2 separate regions of the Mus musculus genome follow, and region 1 is linked to region 2. A link is a contact called in ENCODE Hi-C data. All regions are on one chromosome and are shown on one strand. The core of a region is the stretch at or near the end of the contact, and the rest is flanking DNA. Distances in the headings are between cores, read along the strand shown. Region 1 holds the start of Pmis2 (PMIS2 transmembrane protein). Region 2 holds the start of Vmn2r40 (vomeronasal 2, receptor 40).

Region 1 (4,719 bases), core at 1,886-4,385, about 22 Mb before region 2:
TTGTGGACACCTTCACAAACACACACACACACACACACACACACACACACAGACAGACACACACACTAAATCTTTTAAGCGATCCATGATGGCCCAAATCTTTAATCCCAACACTCAAGAGATAGAGGCAGGCCAGCTGGGTCTACATAGCAAGTTTCAGGCCACCCAGGGCTACATAGTGAGAACCCATCTCAAAAATTAAAAATGCTTGTTTAAAGGACTACAGATGGAAGTGGGTGGGTTGGAGAGCAGGGGGAAGGGGATAGGGGATTTTTAGAGGGGGAACTAGGAAAGGGGATAACATTTGAAATGTAAAGAAAGAAAATATCTAATAAAAAAAGAAAAAATAAAGGGCTACAGATATAGCTCAGTGCTAGAGTGCTTGCCTGAAAAAGATGAGCCTCTGCATGCATGTGTGTACATGTGTGTACACGTGTGCCCTACTCAGCTGAACCCCAGTGGTATTATATGAGTGTCCACTGATGGTTATCACATGAATCGCTAATTACCACGTTGCTTGAAAAATATGATTCATTTTCCACCAGAGCACAACAATCTCCATAAGCTTACTTACCGACTTGCAGGTCTATGTGCCAGCTTTCCGGTCAGGATCTCCTATGGTTAAAATAAGGTGTTCCCTCTGCTAAATTCTCATTCAACATTCAGGCCGTCTTCCAAATGAATATGGTCATGGCTGATTTCAGAAGCCTGCTGTTCCTGATGGCTAGCTAAAGGTTTGTATCCCTTACTATGTAACTCCTTATAGCTTCAAGTCCTAAACAAGCAGCTTTCTTTTGCATCCAGTCCACAAGTCTCTTTGGTCAATAAGACCAAGGTCCTTTAAGAACTCACTTTATTATTTTAGCCTCACAACCATATTCTTTCCAACACAAGGTCAACTAACTGGTGATCCCCCCCCCCCCCAAAGACAGGGTTTCTCTATGTAGCCCTGGCTGTCCTGGAACTCACTCTGTAGACCAGACTGGCCTGGAACTCAGAAATCTGCCTGCCTCTGCCTCCCAAGTGCTGGGATTAAAGGTGTGCACCACCACCACCACCCGGCTCTGACTGGCAATCTCAATGGCATCTGCAGAGTTCCTTCATAGTTTCAGTAACTGACTGAATAACTAGCAAGAAGTATATTCGTGAGGTGCCGCAGACCCTCTTGGGCCCCTTGTCTGCGTTGAACGGGTCTCTGGGTGCAGATGGGCAAGGAGTCGGCGAATGACAGACAGATGCACACAGGAGATTGTGTAGAATCTGAATGTATTGTCACAAAGTGAGTACCAGTCTTATATAATACAGAAAATAAAGGGGGTAGAAAGTCACAGCAGGCAAAGTACATTGAAGTTGCCTGACACAAAACAAAGGAATGACTTCAAAAGGACTTACAGGAACCAGGTAAATGTTCACAGTAAAGATAAAGCAGTCCTGCCTAGGGTCAGCTTAGTGACAGGTAAAGATTTCACACCCTAGTCACAATTATTGCTACCTCTTTGAGCCTTGTGAAAGCTAGCACCAGGGGGTTCTGCTCTAGCAGACCTTCTCATGAACAATGCAATACCACAACCCCCCCCCCCCATTTCCTAGGCCCTGATAAATTCCTGTATGAGTGTAACTTTTAAGTATCTGTGGAGAATCTCCATTTGTCAGAAGAATTCACCAACTTACTTCTAATATGCATTGTAGCCTGCTATACCTGGCTGTAGTGAAGATCCCTGTCTCAGTGGGATTCCCTAACTTTTACATGGTAAACCCACGGATTAGCTAGGCCATTGTGTTTGGGTGAGACTGGCTACTGCCTCAAGTAAACACTCTGCAGACCAGCCCTGAGCTATTATGGCTAGGTTCTTTGTAATGCCTAATTAGTTTCACTGTCTCTACTAGAAGTAAATCTGAATGTTACTGAATAGGTAACCTCACTGGATTCCTACTGAATTCCCAGTTTGTCGGCTTTAAGGTCTTTCTGGGACATTGGAACACTGGCGAAGGCTTAGCTATGTCAGAATTCAATCTTTAAAGGCACTTATAATAAGACAATAGTAAAAGAGAGCACGTGGATCCATACACCACACTAACGCGGGGATAGGGTATGAATATACGGATTATGAGAACGCCAAAGTTCCAGGAGGTGAGTTTCCTTGAAACTCTTTGCCTCATGAGTGCTCCCAGGCTTCTCGGCCTGCCAAGCAAACTTCACTGGAGTGTGCGTAGCAGTGAGGCAGCAGGAACCTGGGGCAATCTGAAGAGTACACCCTGATGACTTCCTATGCCATTTGTATTTTTATAAACAGTTCTGGGGGACTAAAACCATTGAGCTATATCTACATTTAAGTGGCATTCCACTTTAAGGCAGTTCTTACATACATACATACATATATACATACATACATACATACAATTTTTCTTCCAGATATATAGGGAGTATGTCTGCAATCCTTATACTTCAGAAGGCAGAAAAGAGAGGGTCAAGAGATCAAACTCATTCTTGGCTGTCAAGTGAATTCCAGGCCAGCCTGGGCTATATGAAATCCTTTCTCAAATGCTGGGATTATAAGTGGCCACAGCTCACTCGGTTCTATCTATCTATCAATCTATCTATCTGTCTATCTATCTATCTATCTATCTATCTATCTATCTATCTATCTATCTATCTATCTACCACTTATCTTTCTTTCTACAGGTAAGATTTTGCTATTGAGACCTGGCAGGCATTATTTTGAGACAGGGCATCACTATGTAGTCCCAGAACTGGCTGTGTAGACCAAGTTGGCACTGCATTTACAGAGATTGGGAGATCTGCCTCAGTCTCTCAAGTGCTGTGATTAAAGATGGTCGCCACAATGCCTGGCTAAATCTAGCTTTCTCACAGGTTTATCTACCTACTCTTCTGAGGCCTTCCTTCTCCTATCCCTTGGTACTCGGCAGAAGAAAGAGGCAAGAGGCAGACTTTCCCACAATCAATCCCTGTGAGGGTACAAGAACAAAGTTGTCACAGCACCACACTTCCTTGGCACCAACTGTCTAAAAACAGCGCGACCACGCCCACCTCTTGAGAGTAGCCAATCAGGACTGGAGATGTCCTTACAGCCATTGTGAAGAATGTCCTTTGACTGCGCAGCTCTTAGGATTCTGGGTAGGGCCCGGGGAAGTTCGGTGGATCTGGGTCTCTATTTTCAAGACACCAGGATCTGTCATTGAGTGAAAAGATCATGGATACAGACGAACAAGGAGCCCCAGGTAGGAAGCCACTAGACCGTCCACAGACTCCAGATGAACTGAAATTTTACGCTCGGAATTATGTCATGCTGGCTCTCTTGGCGATGATTCTTTTCCTACCCTTTGGGATATTAGCCATATACTTCAGCATCCAGGTAAAAGTATCCCCGCCCCACCCCCCGCCCGCCTCCACTGCTCATCCTATCCTCTGCTTGCCACCTGCAACTGTTTGTGTCCTAGGTCTTGGGTCGGGCTCTTCCCACAGTGGCTATAGGGCTCCAACCCTCCTTCCAAGAGCTTCTTGTCTCAGAAACCCATACTCATGCTCCTACCCTTACAGACCAACGAAGCCAATAAATGCAGCAACTGGGAAGACGCCTACCGGAACTCATCTCGAACTATGTGGTTTAATATGTTGGCCATAGTAGCCTTTGTAGGCATCATTTATATACTTGTCCTAGTCCTATGAAAGCTACACATCAGCATCTACGGGCTCCTCCCCCAACAGACATGCTCACTTAGACTTTGACCAGCCATCAAGAAGAAACTCAGAGCTTCAGAAATGCCCTTGCCAAGAAACCCACCAACCAAAAAACTCAACATCCAAAAAACGGCCCCAGGCAGGCCACCTGACTACACTCCACCAGTTCATTCTCATTTGTCTTCCACGGCTGTCTAAAAGCATCTTGGAAGTCCACATCTCAAGTTCTAAATCTGCATAAGCCACTGAGCTGCTCTTTCATGAAAAAAAAAAAAATCACATTTCTGAGCCCAATAAAATTGAAGGGAATATCCCGGCTTTGCCTGTGTCTGGGTGTAGATGTTTCTCTGGATCAATAATAGTTTCACTGGAGCTATGTTGGCTTAGACCCTGTGAAAGTCAGACTGCAATAATGGTGCCAGGCTCTGTGGCACACATTTATAATCCCAGAATTTGGGAAGCAGAGACACTTACAAACACACACACATATTTTTTAAAATTGCACGTCTTTGATTTCCTGAACCTGTTTTTGTTGTAAAGTATACATAATAATTCATAATAAGATGGGAGTGTGTTTAGGAATCTGAATGTGTGTTTACTCTACATGACTTCCCTCTCAAGCTGAGGTGCTGGGCTTTTGGTGTCTCAGAGCAGGAAAAAAACAAAAAGCAAAAAACCAGAAACCTTGGCCACGTGTGCTGTCACATGACTTTAATCTCAGCACTCAGGAGGCAGAGGCAGGATGGATTTATGAGTTTTAGACCAGCCAGAGATAGTGAGTTTCAGGACTGCCAGGGCTGTGTAATAGAAAAACCCTATCTTGGGCTAGCAAGATGGCTCAGCGGTTAAGAGCACTGACTGCTCTTCTGAAGGTCCTGAGTTCAAATCCCAGCAACCACATGGTGGCTCACAACCACCCATAATGAGATCTGACGCCCTCTTGTGGTGCATCTGAAATCAACTGCAGTGTACTTAAGTATAATAAAGAAATCTTTGGGCCGGAGCAAGCATGGACTGAG
Region 2 (4,631 bases), core at 969-3,468:
AACCCCATAGGAAGAGCAATGATATCAACCAAATAGACACCGCAGAACTCACAGGAACTAAAACACCAACCAAAGAATACACATGGAGAGACCCATGGCTCCAGCTGCATATTTAACAGTGGTGGGCCTTATCCAGCATCAATGGGAGGGGAGGAACTAAGTTCTGTGAAGGCTTGATGCCATTCCTTAAGAAAAAGTTAGAGCAGTAAGGTGGCAGGATGGGTGGGCATACACCCTCGTAAAATCAGAAGGGAGAGAATTGTGATGTTGTAGTTTGAAGGGGAAACTTGGTATGAGGATAACATTTGAAATGCAAAGAATTAAAATAAACAATAATTATTAATAAAACATGCATAGAAATAAAATAAATGAATAGATCTAAAAGTAAAAATCTGAAAAAAGTGAAAAATTATTTGACTAAAAGGGCATAAAGGAATTGGGAAGGCATAAAGGAATAAAGGAAATATGAAGCTTATGTCAGAAAATTGAAAGAAAAATATCATTCTTGAGTTGCAAATTGAGCATGACAAGAATGTCTTGAAAGGAGAAGAAGGTGGATTGAACTGAGGAATGAGTCAGTGGCCAGATGGGTGACAGACATGGGCCATGGAGGTACAGATACCAGCAAAGTACATGCTACATTTGTGTCAATGTGCTACAATAAAACCCTCAATACTGTACGGTAATGTACAGGAAATCATAATTATTAAACAAAAATGATTTAATAAAATTGAACTACTGAAAATTTCATTTGCACACTTGAAAAACAAATTTCCTCTGTATTCTTATGAAAGACTGCTCCATTATCATTCCTCTAGATAAAAAGTCTCTGTACTCTGAATTTATCAGGGATTAAGCAGTCATACACAGGAAAACCAGTGACTTTTATATAATGCAGAAATATACAATGCAAAACACTAAACTTGTTTGTGTCACTCTGACTTAAAATGGAGCATATCATTCCCCATACTGATGAACTGCCTATATAACCTCTTCTTGTTTCCAGTCCAAATCCAATGGAACAGGTTTATGAGTGAACAATATTCAGTAAACTCTCAGATTGCCACTGTTGACTCTATACTGCAACCAAATATACATGGGTAGAGAATGTACAGGAAAGGTTTACACATTGAACCACAAAGTCCCATCACAGTCACTATTTTTTTTTAAATATTTAATAGATTTTTTTAGATGTACAGGAAAAGTTTACACATTGAACCACAGTGTCCCGTCACAGTCAGTATTTGTTTCTAAGATATTTAATAGATATTTGTAAATAAGATTCCTTAAAAGCCACTACCTCAATGTAAAATGACAAAAAACAATGTAGTAAAAAATATGTAATGTAGAATAGATGCATCAGCCTAGGATATTAAGTTGAAAAAAATTGAGAACGTGGAAGGGAGATAATGGTTTGGAACCCAAATATTAACGTGATTTTTTTTCATTACTAAATAATTTTTGGAAAGTGGAGTGACTTTATGTACTATTGGAAATAAAGAACAAAGCATGGCATATTTTCTGGGTCTTGTTGAGCCTTTAAATCTAAATCTTTACCATGTAAATTAACTGTGGATATGTGAAGAAATGTATGATTTCAGATAGAGCTTGATTACCTATACTTGGGATTTGATCTGTTTATATATTCTCAAGATAATGGAAGCACAGGTCTTGTTTAGATATTTCTGTCACTTAGTGACATAGTCCACACTCTACATGATCTGTGGATCTCAGTGACTGTAAACATGAGTCTGCCTCTGCATGACTTGGACTGTGTAATAAAGTGTCCTGTGAGTCCTCAGTAGCTCCAGTTTTGCTATTACTGGATGTCTCACTGTGAATAATGTGATACAATCCACTGACATCATTTCTGACTGTGTTCACATAATCAAATTGTTGAAACTTTCCAAGGACTAAATTTGAACACAGGGGCTTCCTTCCACAGATTCACAAACATGAATGATATCATGGAGACTGAGAATGATTCATACTCCTAAGTATTTACGTACATGTGTTTATTATATGGGCTGTGGACACCAGTTGCAGAGCCCCAGGGAAGAAAGTATTTAAGTTTCTTCCAGGGCTCAGGAGAAACCTAAAAATAAAATGAGTCATGAATATGCAATAAACCTCACCTTTGCACAAAGAAATAAAAACTGGTAGAAATCTGATGTGCTGATATGCATGGCACTTCACAATCAACAAGGCAGGAAAAAGATGTTCATTTTCATGAGAGTCTTCTTCCTCCTTAATATTACACTTCTCATGGCCAATTTCATTGGTCCCAGGTGCTTTTGGAGAATAAATTTGGATGAAATAATGGATGAATATTTGGGATTAAGTTGTGCTTTCATCCTGGCAGCAGTTCAGACACCCACTGAAAAAGATTATTTCAACAAGACTCTTAATTTTCTGTAAGTAAATTTGTATTTTAAAATGAAATGAGAACATCAATATTTCTTGAGTGCTCTGAGGATGAAGATTAGGCAAATTCTTGAGTCTTCTGTCCTGGTGCTAAGTCTGACCTCCGAGAAACAACCTTAATTCTTTTACAGATTTAATCCTATATTCTCCATTTAATTAATCCAGTTGAGGTTTTGGTTTTACTCCAGGTTTCTTCTAATTTAAAGGTTGGAAGCTATGGAATAAAGGATTATCTACATTGATCTTTAACATAAAGCCCACCTTTTGACACTTTATATTGCACTGTAGACAGAGATGACTTATTGAAATTGATCCTGTAATATTGCATTATGTTTTATCCAAAGTACATGTAAATAAATGGTCATAAATTCTGCTGACAGTCCTTCCATAAGTGTGCTGCTCCTAGAGCATATTCTGGTTCCAGTAATATTCATGGCACATATAGTTGTCAAAAACTTTACATACATACAAACTTATGTCTCAAAGTCATTGCATGTTGTCACTTATTGACTTCTAAAACTTCATCAGTTTTGGAAAGAGAAGATACTTACACTCAGAAATTCCTACTTCATATGAATGCCTGGATGGATATCTTTGTATGTATATGAGCAAGGAATATTTAGCTCATTTGGGGTCAAAACATTGAAGTGTTTTAAAAGATAAAATCCAAAAGCACTGTGGCTTCGTACTTCACACTATTTATGTACAGTCACTGACTTTTATGTTTTGCAAAGTTCAATTGGGCACTCTCTCTTTAGAGTAAACCATATTTGGAACATATGGAATCCAATGATATGATTACATTCTTTGAATAGGCAGGCTATCAATAACAGTGGTGACTGCTTATGTCCCTTGTCACTGGCATGGGTGACAATTGTATTGTGGGATAGTTGTAACGTTTGAGGACAGTGATACAGGAGCTTTCTATTAGTTTTTTGTCATTATTTAAGAAAAATGTCTTCTCCATTCATTTATGAGTTGGTTAATCCCTGACCCTTTTAAAATATCTAAATCTTGTGGGACTTATTTCAATAATTTTAGTAAATATTAGTGCATATTTTACCAACTTGGTAACAACACCAATTTTTGTGGATTGCTGATCATTGTTTTAAAACACAGCCTTTAGACAACTAGGCTACACTGATGTTTCCTAAATTTAAGTTATAGGTAGTAGTTTGAGCATTGCACAACGTCTACTCTCAAATTTATTTTGTATATTAGTATAATTTTAATTAAGATTTGTGTGTGTGTGTGTGTGTTTGTGTGTGTGTGTGTGTGTGTGTGTGTGGGTGGGTGGTAATAAATAATATTAAAATGACCTATTTTACAGGATATAGAATGAAAACACAATAGTTGTATAAGTTTTAGTGAAAGACTGTATTTACTGCATTCTAATCATTAAATATGTAGGTGTACATAGAGTGTTCATTGATAAAATTATATGAAATGACAAGGATAAAACAGGAGATATTATTCTTTTCATAAAAATAAACAAAAGCAATGGTATTATCCCATTCCCATTGTCTAGTGGTCCACTTTTTTTTTACAAAAACTGTGAATATATCATATAAATTTACACAAAAAAATCTCTTCTATATTATAAACATATAATACTGGCATATACAAATATCACAGATATTTCCTTATTTTCCTAGTACTCAGTAGGATACTAGTAATGTTTTAGTGTAATGATAAAGGTTGTCAAAGATGTTTCCTAGAAATTAATTCATAATGAATAAAATACCCAGAGTGAATATATCACATTTGTTTGTAAATAGGAAGTAGAAGAATGATACATTAGTGGTGGAACAAGCCCTTAATCTCTGCACTAAACACCTGCTACTGCTGCATAATTGTGCATTTGAATTGAGGATAGTCTACAGGAAAGTATCTTATAAAACATTTGGATGTATTGCAATCTTATAACCTAAATAGTACTTGCACAAATACATACAAACTTAAATATTGGCATGTATCAATTTCCAAATTCATGTTTGATATTTGAATTTAATTAAAAATAAATCTTTAGAGAATATTTTATTTCAATAAAAGATTGAAAAAATAACAGCATGAGGATAGATATGAAGGGATGTGTCAAGTATTTTGGCCACTAATTGTAATTGATTATAAGTACAGGAAGCAAATATTTCTGGAGAGAGAGACCATTATGCATTGATAAATAATGGTTTCATTTCTTTCTTCTTTCT

Evidence for each region. A loop is a pair of places that touch in the nucleus more often than their neighbours do.
Region 1: a loop to region 2 is called in a map of T-helper 1 cell, with 31 times the contacts of the local background. The contact joins the promoter of Pmis2 here to the promoter of Vmn2r40 in region 2. A Hi-C loop is called at or near these places in 2 of 37 maps with a recorded cell type or tissue (T-helper 1 cell and regulatory T cell).

Annotation. Positions count from the first base shown.
Region 1 is chr7:30,670,021-30,674,739 of GRCm38, reverse strand. Pmis2 (PMIS2 transmembrane protein) reads left to right here and starts at 3,135. Exons shown (of 2, transcript NR_027849.1): 1 at 3,135-3,240; 2 at 3,560-4,018.
Region 2 is chr7:8,928,989-8,933,619 of GRCm38, reverse strand. It overlaps Vmn2r40 (vomeronasal 2, receptor 40), which reads left to right and starts at 2,218. Exons shown (of 6, transcript NM_001105072.1): 1 at 2,218-2,414. The coding sequence starts at 2,218.